2 separate regions of the Homo sapiens genome follow, and region 2 is linked to region 1. The links are chromatin contacts, found by Hi-C or POLR2A ChIA-PET in ENCODE. All regions are on one chromosome and are shown on one strand. The core of a region is the stretch at or near the end of the contact, and the rest is flanking DNA. Distances in the headings are between cores, read along the strand shown.

Region 1 (7,265 bases), core at 1,679-4,178:
AAAGATTAGCCTGGCGTTGTGGCGGGCGCCTGTAGTCCCAGCTATTTGGGAGGCTGAGGCGGGAGAATCGCTTGAACCTGGGAGGCGGAGGTTGCAGTGAGCCGAAATTGTGCCACTGCACTCCAGCCTGGGTGACAGAGCAAGACTCCATCTCAAAACAAAACAAAAAAAAAGATGACAAGCCTGGGAAGGTAAGCAAGGACTGGATTTATGATGATGTGGTGGAGAACGGGATTTGAGTTACTTGGACATGTTTTTAGAAAACCCTCTAAAACCCCTTAAAACAAAGCACCTGAGGTCAGTTCTATTTGATAGGAAAATAGGAAATTAAGACAGGTTCTCACTCTGTTGCCCAGGCTGGAGTGCTCACCGCAGCCTCCACCCCCTAGGCTCAAGTGATCCTCCTACCTTGCCCTCCTGAGTAGCTGGGACCACAGGTACACACCACCATATCTGGATACTTTATTTTATTTTTTTGTAGATATGGGGTCCCCCTGTGCTGCCCAGGCTGGACAAGGTTTTCTTTCAACAGCTATAGAGATGGCAAAAGAAAATTCTATTTTCTACCCAAAGAAATGCAGTTACAAATTCCTCTAGAATGGGCAGATACCTCATGCCACAGGTCAGAGAAGAAGGTGGTAAATGCTCCCATGTTCCTACGCAGGATTTTAGGAAGGCTTAATTTCAAATCTGCAGCTTGGCATGAAAATCATTATCAAACAGGCTTTTGGAAAGAATTCCTAAATTCCATGGTAAATGGAAAACAGCATTTGCTCTGATATGTACAGTAACTGGGTTTGCCTTTACAGACATTAAGGGAAATCTAGTACAAGAATTTTGAGACATTATCTTTGGAAATCAGAGCACTTCAAAATTCTTGGCCATCAAATGAATCATTTGCAGGTGTTTCCCAAGGCCCTCCGGTGGAGACTCTGCCTCTAAGGCTTCCCAGCACATAAACAAAACTTTATTTAGTCAGACTCTTGGGTGCTGAAATATTTATACTTTTGCTTACTTTGTTTAAAAAAAACAGCATTAATATAAGCACTTTTAGATCTCATTTAATGTGGCTTCCTTTGATTCTCACAATAATGGACAGAAACTGAGACTGCTGTCATTTTACAAAGGAGGAAACTGAGGCCTAGGAAGGTGATGAAGTGGCTGACATAAACCTAGGAGCAAAGCCTTCTGATTTCAGATCCTGGGTTTCCTGGGTGCTTTCCACTCTACCCTGCTGAAACTTGTTTTAAGATGTTCTAAGGACTGACTGCCCCACTAAACTGAGAGGGGTTACAGAAGAGCTCGTAAAAACTCTTATGCAATGTCGACACTTCAAATTGTAGTGTCATTTAGGTTTCAGGGATGGTGGAAACAATCTTTCTGATAATAAGCAGCTTATTTTCTTCTCAAGTCAGACAATTCCATCCCTTCACCATGGTTGCCCTTTTCCATTTGTCACAGCACTGAGTATCTGAATACAGCATCCTACATATGGCGGTTGTGCTAAAACAAAAATTCAATGATCTTGTCGCTAAATGCTGTTCACAGGTGTTTTCTCTAATAATTTTTAAGTATTTCAAGGTTTTAAACTTTTTGAAGACCCTGTATAGATCCATAGGGTAGAAAAACTTCTTTACTGCCTGATTTTTGTGTATGTTAAATGTAGTCTATTTATTGCCCATCTTCTCCCACTACAACATAATCACATGAGGGCAGGAACTTTGCTTTATTCATTGCTGTATCTCCAGCACCTAGGACACTGCCTGATACACAGTAGGGGCTCAATAAATATTTGTTGAATGAATGAATAACTACATTCACATCCCCAGGTACTAAAAAACATTCACGTATCAGCAGGCCTGGTGACCTTCAAAACACTTAGAGATTTCACAGCAGACACTAAAGACTTGCTCTGGGGCCCAATCTTTTAGTAAGTGCGATCCTAACCAGTTTTAAAGATAAAAAGGCCTGATGGGGGTTACAAAGGAGGAAGGTAGACACTGAACTTGGGTCTTGAATCTAGCTCCATTATTTACTAACTATAACGCTGGGTAAACCACAGCCTCATAGGCAGCAGTAGCTAACCTCTTCTGACCTCTTCCGTGATAACATATGCCAAGCACTGAGTTACACGCTTCCCATGTATTGTTGCATTTCCTTTTCACTGTAACACCTCCATTCTAGGCATAAGGAAACCAAGGCTCGGAAAGGTTAAATCGTTTTTTAGGTTTTTTTTTTTTTTTTGAACCCAGGCAACAGCTCTATGCTCCATCTGGCCTCAGTGCCTGAGCACCTAATCACTCCCTCACGTTACAAATCGGTCTTGGTTTCCTTAACTACTGAGGTAACTGAGGTTAACTCCCACCTCCCCACGGGGATTACCGGGAAGAAAGGCCGTCCCTGCCTGCCTCCCTTCCATGCATAAAACAGTGCGGCTTTTGCAGGAACTTCTGCGACGAGGTGTCCCAAAGGAAAAACTCTAGGATGGGAGCGAGTGCGACCCCGGCCGGGGCTCCCCTATCACCCTGTGATCGATCTGTTCTGGGGAAGTTCGCACTCGGGGCTCTAGAAAACGGAGAAAGGCTCGGAAATTTCCCACGGTCCTAGACGCCGGCGGGGACAGGGTGTTTTCTACTTTCTGAGGATTTTAAAGAAAGCAAACCCCAGGCCAGCAGCGGCGGAGCCCACAGTGGCCTGGGGGCGGGGCGGTGAGGCTGCCTCCTTCTGGGCCTCACCCGGCGCGGCGCGAGGCCTGCCGCCCTGAGTCGCCTCAGAGAAGTCGGGGCCGGCGGGGTCGCTCCTCCCCACCCGCCAAATCCTGGCCCCCAAGGCCCCCGAATTGGTCCTCACGGAGGTAGCCAAGCTGTAGCGAAGCTCCTCGTCCAAGTCGAGCAAATCCTCCATCTCCGCGGCCGCCTGACGTCACTTCCTGGAAACCGACTGGCCCAGACGCGTCCCTGCTAACAGCCCCGCCCCTCCACCCCAATTTTTAAAGGGTACGCAGCATGGTTCCTGGATTCTGTGTGCCATCCTCCAAACTACCGAATCTTTCTTAAATCTGCCTTGCTTGACATCTGGAAGCAACCTCCGGTTATTAAAACTCGCCAACGCTGCTCCTGCGAGACGGTAAAATAATTTGGTCGTTAGGAACTGTCTGTATTTGTAGCTCTGTTTAAATATATCAATATATTAAGTGCAAAGCACTACTACTGCTATACTGATGCCTCCCACTTGTACAGCTCTTTGCAAGGTACAGAAGGCCGTCACAGTTATTGGCTTAACGTGAGGGGCATTAACAACCTTGTGTGGGAAGCAAGATAAGTGGTATTGTTTCCATTTGACAGATGAGAAAACAGGGAATCAGGTGTAATAAATGGTTTACCATGAATTATGGAAACTGCAATATACATAATCTCTGCCTTCAAGAAGTTTACAGAGAGGCTGAATCAACACATCAAATAGCTGAGTAGTAATAACTTTCAAAAGTACAAATATTCAATATCTCATTAAATCCCAATAATCCCGCAAAGTGAGTAGCAGTAGTATCTCTAACACAACAATAAAGCACACTGAGGTACAAAGAAGGGGCTTGAGGAAAATCACCTAAGTGCCAAGCAGCAGAGCCAAATGCCCTTCTGACACCAGACATTACTGGAGTATTTATCTCCAGCACATACTACTGGGTGCCAGCCATTCTCCTAGGCTGGCAGAGGGAGATGTACCACAAATTCCCAGCCTAATGGGGCATTTAAGTTGCGTCTTTGTTGACTCTTCATATGAGATCTCCAAGTCAATATCACTGGCCAGGTCCCTGACACTGGTTGGCTGAGATCCATAGGAGATGGGCTGATAGCCCTGAAAGCAAACAACATTCCAGTATTATGTTGAGGGGAAGGCCTGGATGGACACAGGTTAAAAGCAAGGATTCGGAAGTGGGAGTAGCACCCCTGAAACCTCATTGCAAGCATTTCTTAAATATCCAGTAAATCACTCAGTTCAGTCACACATGTTACTGGATAGGACTGTGTGTTAGCATGCCTGTGACAGCAAGAGCACTGGCCTGGATATCAGAAGAGCTGTGTTCTCATCTTAGCTCTCCTGAAAACTACCTGTGTAGTCAGAGCAGAGCCCTTTCCGCTATCAGTTTCCTCCCTTGTAATTACTTTAGAGATTATCTCTAAGATCCTTTGTTAACTTGCTTCTCAGTGAGAATACTTTGTTAGATTTTAATCTGAAGAAACACTCATTGCCAAAAATCCAAGACAGATGAAATATAGGCTCCAATGAATCCCTTGTTCCCTTCTTCTTCGGCACCAGATGAGGAAGAAGGGATTAATCTTTGGATTTTTCCATTTCTTGTAAGCTCACAGCATACGACCATCACCTTATAGTCAGTTTCCAGACCTTCACCCCCACTTCTTCCCCAACTTGCTGAAAACAGAAGGCAAATGGTCCTCACTCTGGGCAGAGAGGTACCCTGCAGTAGTAGCTTCCAGAACTTGCTTAGCACCTGAATCACGTGTGAGGTTTGTAAAGAAACAGAGATGCCAGGGCCTCAGCTCTGGAGACTGATTTGGTAGAGGTGGAGTCCAAAAAAGTATAACTTTAATAATTTTCCTTCCTATCTTGCAACTGTCTGCTCAAAGGCCTTCCCTTATCACCCTATTTGAAACTGCAACATCCCCCAACCTAGGCACACCCCATCCTCCTTCCCTGCTTGATTTTCTGCCACACCACATTTGTTTGTTTGCTTGTCTGTTTGAGACACGGTCTTGCTCTGTCGTCCAGGCTGGAGTGCAGTGGTGCAATCTTGGCCCCCTGTAAACTCTGCCTCCCTGGCTCAAGTGATTATCCTGCCTCAGCCTCCCAAGTAGATGCCTGCGCCAACATGCCGGGCTAATTTTTCCATTTTTTTGTAGAGACTGGGTTTCGCCGTGTTGCTGGGGCTGGTCTCGAATTCCTGAGCTCAAGTAATCCTCCTGCATGGGCCTCCCCAAATGCTGGGATTACAGGCGTGAGCCACTGCACCTGGCTCAGCACTTTTTACCGTACTACATCATTTACATATTTATTTAGTTTATCGCCTCCTCCACTGCCCCACCCCTGCCTCTAAAATAAAATTTCCCTGAGGGCAGGAGTTTTGTTTCGTTCACTGATATTCTTCACAGAGCCTAGAATAGTGCCTGGTATATAGTAAACATTAAACTTTTTCTGAAATTTCAGAGGCAGTATAGCATAGTAATTAAGTCCAGAATCTGGCAACGTCCTGGGTCCAAATCCCAACAGCTGACACCTAATAACTATGTGACCTTGGGCAAGTTACTTTTAAAGTTTCTACCCCTAGGTTTCCCATTGGTTTTGCAAATGAAAGTAATGCCTACCCAAGCTAGATAGCCTGTGTAAAATATCGCCTCCATCACTCACAAGCAGTGTGGTCTGTAAAAAAAAAAACAAAAAACTCTATGCCTCAGTTTCCTCATCCGTAAAGTGACCCACCGCTGTGCTGGGATACAGAGAACAGCCCCTTCAGTTAGTGGCCTGGAAGCCAGACCTCTCAGAAAGGGTCCAGGAAGGCTGGAGTGAGATGGGGTGGGAGCGGCACTCACTCTCAGGAAAGTTCAGTTCAGAGGCAAGCCCTGTGTTGCGGGGTGCGGGGAGCCACGTGCCCTACCCTCCCTTGGCTGCTCGTGGGAAAAGGCCTAGAGGTTCGGGCCGAGAAGAGGAGCGAAAGCACAGAGCCGACTTCCCCTCACCCATCTGGGAAATGGGCTCGGGCCAACTGCTGACTTCGCGCTCGCTGGCGCAGCTCCCTGCGGAGACCTCGGCGGGGAGGGAGGCTGAACATCTGGATGACATTTCTGCGAGAGCGGCTCCGGAGCGGCGGTCGGGGAGGGAGAGGTGCGCTCGTGCGCACGTCGGGCCGGGAGGGAGGCGATTCCTCGGGGCCTGGGTCTTGTTTTTCTCGCTCTCTACCGCAGCCCCTTCTCCCGCCCCTCAGCCCCCACCCCGCAGCCCCCAGCCCCCGAGCCTCCCCGGCTCCCGACCAGCCGAGCTCCTTCACTGGCGGCCTCGCCTCGCCAGAGGGCACCCTCGATCTTCCGGAAAACGCCACCATTTTTCACTGCCCCTGGAGCGTCTCCAGGCTTCTGCCCGCCTCCCGACTCCGATCTTGTCAATGAAGAATCGGGCCAGGATCGCCGCGGAGCGGACGCCGACCCTCCGACCCGGCTCGCAGGCTGGGAGTCCCCTCTGCGAGGCTGGCATGGCCGCCCCTACCGGGTCCCGCGCCCTCTGCGGACCCTGCCCCGGGTTGGGCCTGGCCCGCGGGCGGCCCCGGGACCGGGGGACCAGGAGGGAGAGTAGACGCGGGCCGCGGACGGCGCGGACTGACAGCTGGCGAGAGGGCGCCGGGGCTGGGGGAAAGGGAGGGAGGGGGCTCATCGGAGTAACTTTCCAGAAAAACAGCCAACGTGTGGCAGGAGTGATTCCAAGAGGGGAAAAAAAGTTCAGCTACCACGTCGAACGAGAGGACTCGCAAAGTATTTTTCAAAAGGGCTCGGCTTTTCCTGTGCCTGTTTAAAACATTAACATCGTGCAGCAAAAGAGGCTGCGTGCGCTGGTCCCTCCCTCCCCCACCCCAGGCCAGAGACGTCATGGGAGGGAGGTATAAAATTTCAGCAGAGAGAAATAGAGAAAGCAGTGTGTGTGCATGTGTGTGTGTGTGAGAGAGAGAGGGAGAGGAGCGAGAGGGAGAGGGAGAGGGAGAGAGAGAAAGGGAGGGAAGCAGAGAGTCAAGTCCAAGGGAATGAGCGAGAGAGGCAGAGACAGGGGAAGAGGCGTGCGAGAGAAGGAATAACAGCTTTCCGGAGCAGGCGTGCCGTGAACTGGCTTCTATTTTATTTTATTTTTTTCTCCTTTTTATTTTTTAAAGAGAAGCAGGGGACAGAAGCAATGGCCGAGGCAGAAGACAAGCCGAGGTGCTGGTGACCCTGGGCGTCTGAGTGGATGATTGGGGCTGCTGCGCTCAGAGGCCTGCCTCCCTGCCTTCCAATGCATATAACCCCACACCCCAGCCAATGAAGACGAGAGGCAGCGTGAACAAAGTCATTTAGAAAGCCCCCGAGGAAGTGTAAACAAAAGAGAAAGCATGAATGGAGTGCCTGAGAGACAAGTGTGTCCTGTACTGCCCCCACCTTTAGCTGGGCCAGCAACTGCCCGGCCCTGCTTCTCCCCACCTACTCACTGGTGATCTTTTTTTTTTTACT
Region 2 (6,765 bases), core at 2,336-4,835, 460 kb after region 1:
AGGCAACTCAACTAGGATGGTGATCATCCCAGATAAGGGCACTTGAAATTGCATCTTTCATAGACCCCTTGGGATACCATTAAAGACAGAAATTTCAAAATAAGACTTTAATAATGCTCTGAAAAGAGGAATCTGGTACAGCGCCCTGTGAATTTCCTTGTGTCAAATGCAGGGGCATTTGGGTCTCTGCCAAGGGATGCGACTATGTGTGGTCCTTGCACTGCGAGACAATGGGCCGTCCCCAAAGCACTTGATACCTTCTAAATTCTTTCCCAATACAGCTCTGCCTTCTCCCACCCCTTGAGCCCTCCTGGGGTAGAAAGGCCCATTTCTCTGTTCAGCCTCCTGGCCCATTCCCTGCTACAGAGCCTTCTATTTTTTTTTTTTTTTTTTTGAGATGAAGTTTCACTCCTATCACCCAGGTTTGAATGCAATGGCGCGATCTCGGCTCACTGCAACCTCTGCCTGTTCAAGTGATTCTCCTGCCTCAGCCTCCCAAGTAGCTGGGACTACAGGCATGCACCACCATGCCTGGCTAATTTTTTGTATTTTTAGTAGAGACGAGGTTTCACCATGTTGGCCAGGCTGGTCTCGAACTCCTGACCTCAGGTGACCCACCCGCCTTGGCCTCCCAAAATGCTGGGATTACAGGTGTGAGCCACCACGCCCGGACTACAGAGCCTTCTTAAAGCACTCTCACGACAGCTTCCCTTCCCTACCTCACCCCACGGCCCTCACCCTCCACTAACCCACCCCACATACACATCCCCACACAAGCAGAATCAAAGCTATGGTCCAAGGGTTCCCAGATGGCGGAGGGCAAAGCCTAAAGCTCACGAGGATGAAGATTGATCTGAACACTTACCAGGTGCAGGGTGTCGGCCTTCTGTGTCTGCCTCTGTCGGCTCTTCTGGGCGGCAATACGATTTTTCTCCCTCCTCTGAACTCTTCTCACATCATCAGATGAGTCCTGGGAAGCAGAGACGGGGAGGATTACATGGGTCTGCATCTCCCTTCTGAGTGAAAGCAGGCTCTGGTGGTGTGTGGTATCCGTCCAGCCATCCTTCCATGCCTTCGTCTCTGCATGAACCCTCCATCCCTCTATTTACCAAAAGCCTGCACCCGAAGGAGAGCTCTTCTCCATGCCTGCTTACACATTCCCAGGTCTCTGACTTTTTTGACCAATAGCTACAGGAAAAAGAAAAGAGAACTTGAGGACTCAATAGAGCTGTATTTGGCCAAAAAAAAAAAAAATGGTTAAGGCGATGAAGTGTGTTTTATCACCTCTCCTCTGTAGGGCTGCTCCACCCTCGCCCTCTCACTTTTTGGCCTTTAGGCTCTTCTTGCTGTTCTTTTAGCTGTTTTCTTTTTTTCAGACTTTGTTGAGTGCCTACTATATGCCAACCTCTGGGCAAGTGTTCTTTCAGAAGTGCTCTTGTTTAATTCCCCAATGCTGTGAAGTTGATATCATCATTTCCATTTTATATGTGAGGAAACTGAGGCTCTAAGAGTGTGCCCAAGGACTCCTGGTCATCTGAGAGTGCTACATCTTCTGGTGCTGAGCCCAATGGCTTTCCAAGACCCTTCCCCGCTAGCTACTCTGCACCCCATGTGGTCTTCTGCTGCATTCCTGAGCTGAGGGTGCATCCCAGATCTGCCTCCTCTTTCCTTCCGTTGTGCTCAGCCACTGTGACATTCCCCATGGCCCCAGCACAATGCCTGGCACATCAATGCCAAAAAGAACGTTAATGGTGGAGGTGACCTGGCTGTGGTGGGCAGTAGATGGGTGCTTGGTAGGATAAGGGGATCTTTGGGTGTTCTCTAATTACACCCAGAGAGAGGCATGTCCTGTGCCTGGGCAGAGAGGTTAGCTCCAGTTCTCTCCCAGATGCTGCAGTGTAGGTGTAGGAGTCCTGGCAACTCATGCCCTGTTCCCTTCCACGTCTCCCACAGGCTAGAGGGGCACAGATCCAAGGGCAAAGCTCTGGGATCACTAAGTACTGGGCTCACCAACATGTCCAATACTTTCAGGCCTTTGTGGTAGGAGGTCATTGGCATAGATAGGAAGGAAGTGCTCTTCCTCTAAGGGGGATGGGGCACCAGGTTACCATGGAAGCCATGAGTAATTTCCTTCCTAAGAAAAGTACAAACTTCCAGGCAGTCAGAGCCACTCTGACACCATCTTGAGCAGCAGACTGGATTCTGTGCCTTCTAGAGGTCTCCACCCAGACTCATCCCAGCCTGCTGCTCCGTTATTAGAGGCTTAGGATATACGCCCTGTTCAATATTTATATACTTTTATTTTGGCTGCAGCATTTTGAAAACCCTTGTGGATATCTGTGCTAAGGAAAGAATGAAGTTTTTAAACTATGAAGGTTGAGAAAATTTTAACCCACGGATACATGTCGGATGAGAAAGAGGAGGGCTTCCTACAGCAAGGGATGTCAAGAGTGTGGTGCAGAACAAAACCCTAGAAGCTGTGAGATGGGCAGGGCACTCCTTTTTTGGTAATCCTCAAGCTAAAACCTTTGGACTTGGAAGTCACAATCTAGACTCCAAATGCTCCCACAATCCCTATCTCAGTCTCTCTGGTTTCCCCAGAGCTAAGATGAACTACCAGCAAATGTCTTCCAACAAATTTCCAGAGCCACCTCCTCATTCATTTCCTTGCTCCTATCCAGAAGCCACAAGCAAAGAGATATTGGCTGGACCTCTAGCATCTCCCCTTGCTGGCTGTGCTAGCAACAGAGGCAGTGCCCCAGTAGAGAGATCCTTCTATGCTAGCCTGGGTTTCTCCTCCTCCTCCTCCTTCTTCCTCTTCTTCTTCTTCTTTTTTTTTTTTTTTAACTTTTCCCTAACCCCTTTTCTCCCCTTCCCTATTGGCTGTCTCCTGGGAAACTGCATATCTAGGATTTGAGCTGTGCATGCCAGCGGCCCACTTGAAAACTCCTCTCACTTTTCTACAGCCTTGGAGAACAGTAGACTCTTTTCTCTGCATTCTTTGATGTTCATCCTCCTCTTTGCTTCCTAGAAAGCTTTTTAGGGTGGCAACCCCAGTGAGGCAGAGGTGATAGGCAGCCTTGGAAAATGGAGAGAAAAAGGGGCTTTGGCAGAATGGGTGGAAGGATGAGGATCTCTGCCAATATGCACAGCTTAGTAGCAAATTCCATGTCCTAAGTCTAACAGAGTGCCCGTGCAACGAGCCACTTCCTCCATCCTCAGCTCCCTGGGCAGGACAAGGAAGCCTGGCTCTCTTTCCATCCCCCAGGAGAATCAGAAGGTAGGAGAGAGAAAAAGGAGGACTCTACCTGTTTGCCAGGGGGAGGAGAGCGGCTGAAGCTGGAGTCACTGCTGTCGGAGCTGTGAGGCATGGCTGAAATCTTCCGGGCTCTCACACTCAGCCCCAGGCACCTCTGGGCTCTCTTGTCACCAGCTGGGCTCCCTTCCTGACTTCTCCTGGGCCACCAGCCCACCACCCCCTACAGGTGCCTCCTCTGCCTGCCCTGTAGCCACCTCTGACCCCTGCGTCCTCCTCACTCTGGGGTGCAGAGGGACTGCTCCCCAAAGGGACATGTCGCTCGCTTTGGGGCTTGCACGCTCTCTCTCTCTCTTGTGGTTTCTGGTAACTCACGCTGGAAGTCACATGGGCGGAAACTTCAGCGAGTTAGAAGTTAGAGAGAAAAATACATATCTGGGAAAAGACCTACAGAATTATGTGAAAGAAAAAAAAATACAGATACCTTCCGACAGTTTGAAAGACACAGCAGCCCTCTTCAATTGATGAAGATAAAAGAGAAAAACAGCCCAGGCAGGGAAAAACCCCAGCCAGAATTAGCAAGTCCGTCTTCTGTCAACATGGGCAGAGAGGAGAGGACAACCAGGAAAATGTTTCCATTGTCATACGACTTGATTTTTAAACCAAAATAAAGCAAAAACACTGGGATTTCTTTCTGGTTTTCAGCCGAAAGCAGCTGCTCACCCATCTTGTCTTTCCTCACCCCTTAAGTCCAGCCAGCCTCGGGGTGGTCTGGAGATAAGACGATCCAAGGGTATTCTCCTTTCCTGACCATCAAACACAAGGGCTGTGGGAGATCAGAAAGCCACAAGGGAGGTTCTAGAATTGCTGCTCTGAAAGCCTATTAAGCGCCTGTGCTGCTTGGCAGGGAGCTCACACTCTTTAGAGAAAAGATGCCTTCCATATTGAGCAGCTCAAGACAGGCCCTGAATCTTTATGATTCAAGGTCACCTGGTCAGAACCCAGAATGCAGAAACAGTTAAAAAAAAAAAAGAAAGAAAGAAAGAAAGAAAAAGTGAAACAAATACTACACTTGGAGTCAGACCAACCAAGATTTAAATTCTGGTTCTACCACTTTGTATGTCTGTGGCCCTGGGTAGCTCACTTGAGCTATGTGACCTTCATTATCTTCATCTGTAAACAGAGGATGATAAAACCTGCCCTGCCTACCTCTTAGGAATGTGGCACAAAGCAAATGACAACGCGGATTAGAATGCCCCGCAGACTCTGAAGTAAATGACCGAGAGGGTAAGTGTAGGGTATTCCCAGCCTTGCCATGAGCGCATTTGTAGGGTTCTCAGTGATCAATTCAACCCTCACCTGGGCATCGTGGCTTTTTCAAAAGGCCTTACCTTATTCCCAGTATGGCTCGAAGCCAAACATTTGCCTTATTAAATTTTAGGATTGACAGGAAGTTACGGCTCCTAGAGGATTTTTGTATCCATGAGCTGAATTTCTAGACTAAGACAATATTGCCCTAAGGTTAAATTAAGTAAGACAAAATTCCTTTCCTATGGAGGAAAATAAAGCAGGGTTGGAGGTTAGGGAATTCTGGGTGGTCAGAAGGGCCTTGCCCAAAGAGGGGATACCTGAGCAGAGATTCGAAGAAAGAGAGGGAGTGAATGGTGAGTGTCTCAGGGAAGGACATTCCAGGACCTGAGGTGGAAGTGTGCTTGAGTATTGGAAAAAGAGCAGGGGGGCCAGGTAGTTGGATATCAGAGGCAGCAAAAGTGGCAGGCGATGAGGTCAGTGAGGTAATGGCCCGGTCAGGGAGGGCCTTAGAGGCCAACATCAGGATTTTAGCTTTCATTCTGAAAGACACAGTGAGCCCATGGAGGGTTTCCCCTTCCACCTTCATTCTTATCCTCTACCTCAGCTACTATTCATTTCTCCCATAGCAGTTACCCAATTTTATACTTATTTTATTCGTTTACTGATTTATCTTTTTCCTGTTTCCCTCAATAGAATGTTAAAACCATTTACACCTTTATTAATATATTCAACAAACGTTCATGGTGCATCTACCATGTGCCAGGCACTAAGTACTGAGGATACAGTTAGTAAAAAGAAGCTTGACTTTTTGTCTAAATGAGATAGTCTATCAGTGTTCGCTGCCCAAAAAACTACCAGAAACTTCGATGACTCAAGCCATTTATTTGGCTCATGAGTCTGTGGGTCATCTGAAAGGTTCTTTGGGGATAGGCTGGGCTAGGCTGATCTCGGCTAGGCTCGGTCATGTGTCCTCAGACAGCTGGTAGGTTGGCTGATAATTGACTGGTCTGGCCTGGCTTTGCCTTGGGCATTTCTCCTCCACATGGTCTCTCATCCACCAACAGGCTGGTCGGAGCATGTTTATTTGATAGTGGCAGGATTCCAAGAGTAGGAGCAGAAGCATTCGAAGCCCCATGGAACCCAGGCTCAGAGCTAGCACAGAACTCAGAACCTGCCACATTCTATTGGCCGAGGAGAGTCACAAGGCCAGTTCAGACTCAATGAGTTGAGAAACAGACTTCACTTCTCGATAGGAAAAATTTAACTAATTGTGGCAATTTCTACAATCTCCTACAGATGAGAAGCCATTGGAGGTGTCAGAGCAGAGGAGTGACATGATCTGACTTAGGTTTTTAGAGGATCTCTCTGGACACAGTTGAGATTTTACGATAGGGGAGCAAAGTGGAAGCAGGGAGATGAGTCAGGATTTCAGTATTGGATTACTGCAACCATCCAAACAAAAGATGCTGGCAGCATAGGCCAGTTAGACAGTGATGAAAGTGGTGAGAAGTGGGCCCTGTAAAAACCAAAGTCTGTGTTTCTCTTGTTTATAGTCATATGCTCAGTACCTAACAGATGCCGAGTAAATGGTTTTCAAACGAATGAATGCATAAGTGAATTCACTTTGCTCTTCATTTATGGCACTTATGACCTGCATTATCCTAGTGTATTGAAAGCCCTTTCAGGACAATAATAGTCATATTTATGTTTCATTCGGTTTAAATTAACATTTATTTATCACCTATTACAGAGCAGAATTCTTAAATATGAATAAGACAGAGACTCTGCTCTCACAGAAAAAAGAAAACATAGTCAAATAACCAAACAGGTTATTATAAATGTTACAAGCGTTCTAAGTATTACAGCGTATGGATGAAGTTCTTAGCTCTTTGAACATCCTATCATTCAACAAGTAAACACTTGTTGAATGAATGATTGCTTGATTCTGTCATTCCCAATCAATGTACTGATTTAATATTTAACAGAGACTAATGAGAGAAATGCAAAATTAGTTTTTACATAAAAAGACGGGTCTTATTTAATAGTATTAATTATACATTATTTTTAAATATTTAAGATTAAAAAATAATAAACACTTATGTAGCCACCATTAAGCTGAAGAAATAAATTATGAATAGAGCCGAAGCTTCCTTCATCCCTTTCTAATTCCGCTTCCTCCCCACCCCAGGTAACCCATT

What was found. Hi-C counts contacts between places; a loop is a spot of excess contacts on that map. ChIA-PET counts read pairs that join two places held with the same protein, here RNA polymerase II (POLR2A). Pooled maps may share reads with other maps.
Region 2: a loop to region 1 is called in a map of naive thymus-derived CD4-positive, alpha-beta T cell, with 7 times the contacts of the local background. The contact joins the promoter of BATF here to the promoter of IFT43 in region 1. A Hi-C loop is called at or near these places in 1 of 168 maps with a recorded cell type or tissue (naive thymus-derived CD4-positive, alpha-beta T cell), 1 of 37 single-sample maps with no recorded cell type and 7 of 50 pooled maps. POLR2A ChIA-PET finds 5 or more read pairs at or near these places in 1 of 52 experiments (PC-9).

What each region holds. Positions count from the first base shown.
Region 1 is chr14:75,981,426-75,988,690 of GRCh38, reverse strand. It overlaps IFT43 (intraflagellar transport 43), which reads right to left and starts at 2,928. Exons shown (of 9, transcript NM_001102564.3): 1 at 2,851-2,928. The coding sequence starts at 2,904. TGFB3 (transforming growth factor beta 3) reads left to right here and starts at 6,696. Exons shown (of 7, transcript NM_003239.5): 1 at 6,696-7,265. RefSeq lists silencers at 2,638-2,947, 5,902-6,021, 6,152-6,391 and enhancers at 2,774-3,275, 6,062-6,121.
Region 2 is chr14:75,519,289-75,526,053 of GRCh38, reverse strand. BATF (basic leucine zipper ATF-like transcription factor) reads right to left here and starts at 3,585. Exons shown (of 3, transcript NM_006399.5): 1 at 3,309-3,585; 2 at 866-970. The coding sequence starts at 3,371. It overlaps LOC105370572 (a long non-coding RNA gene), which reads right to left. Exons shown (of 3, transcript XR_944037.3): 3 at 6,280-6,765. RefSeq lists an enhancer at 3,288-3,617.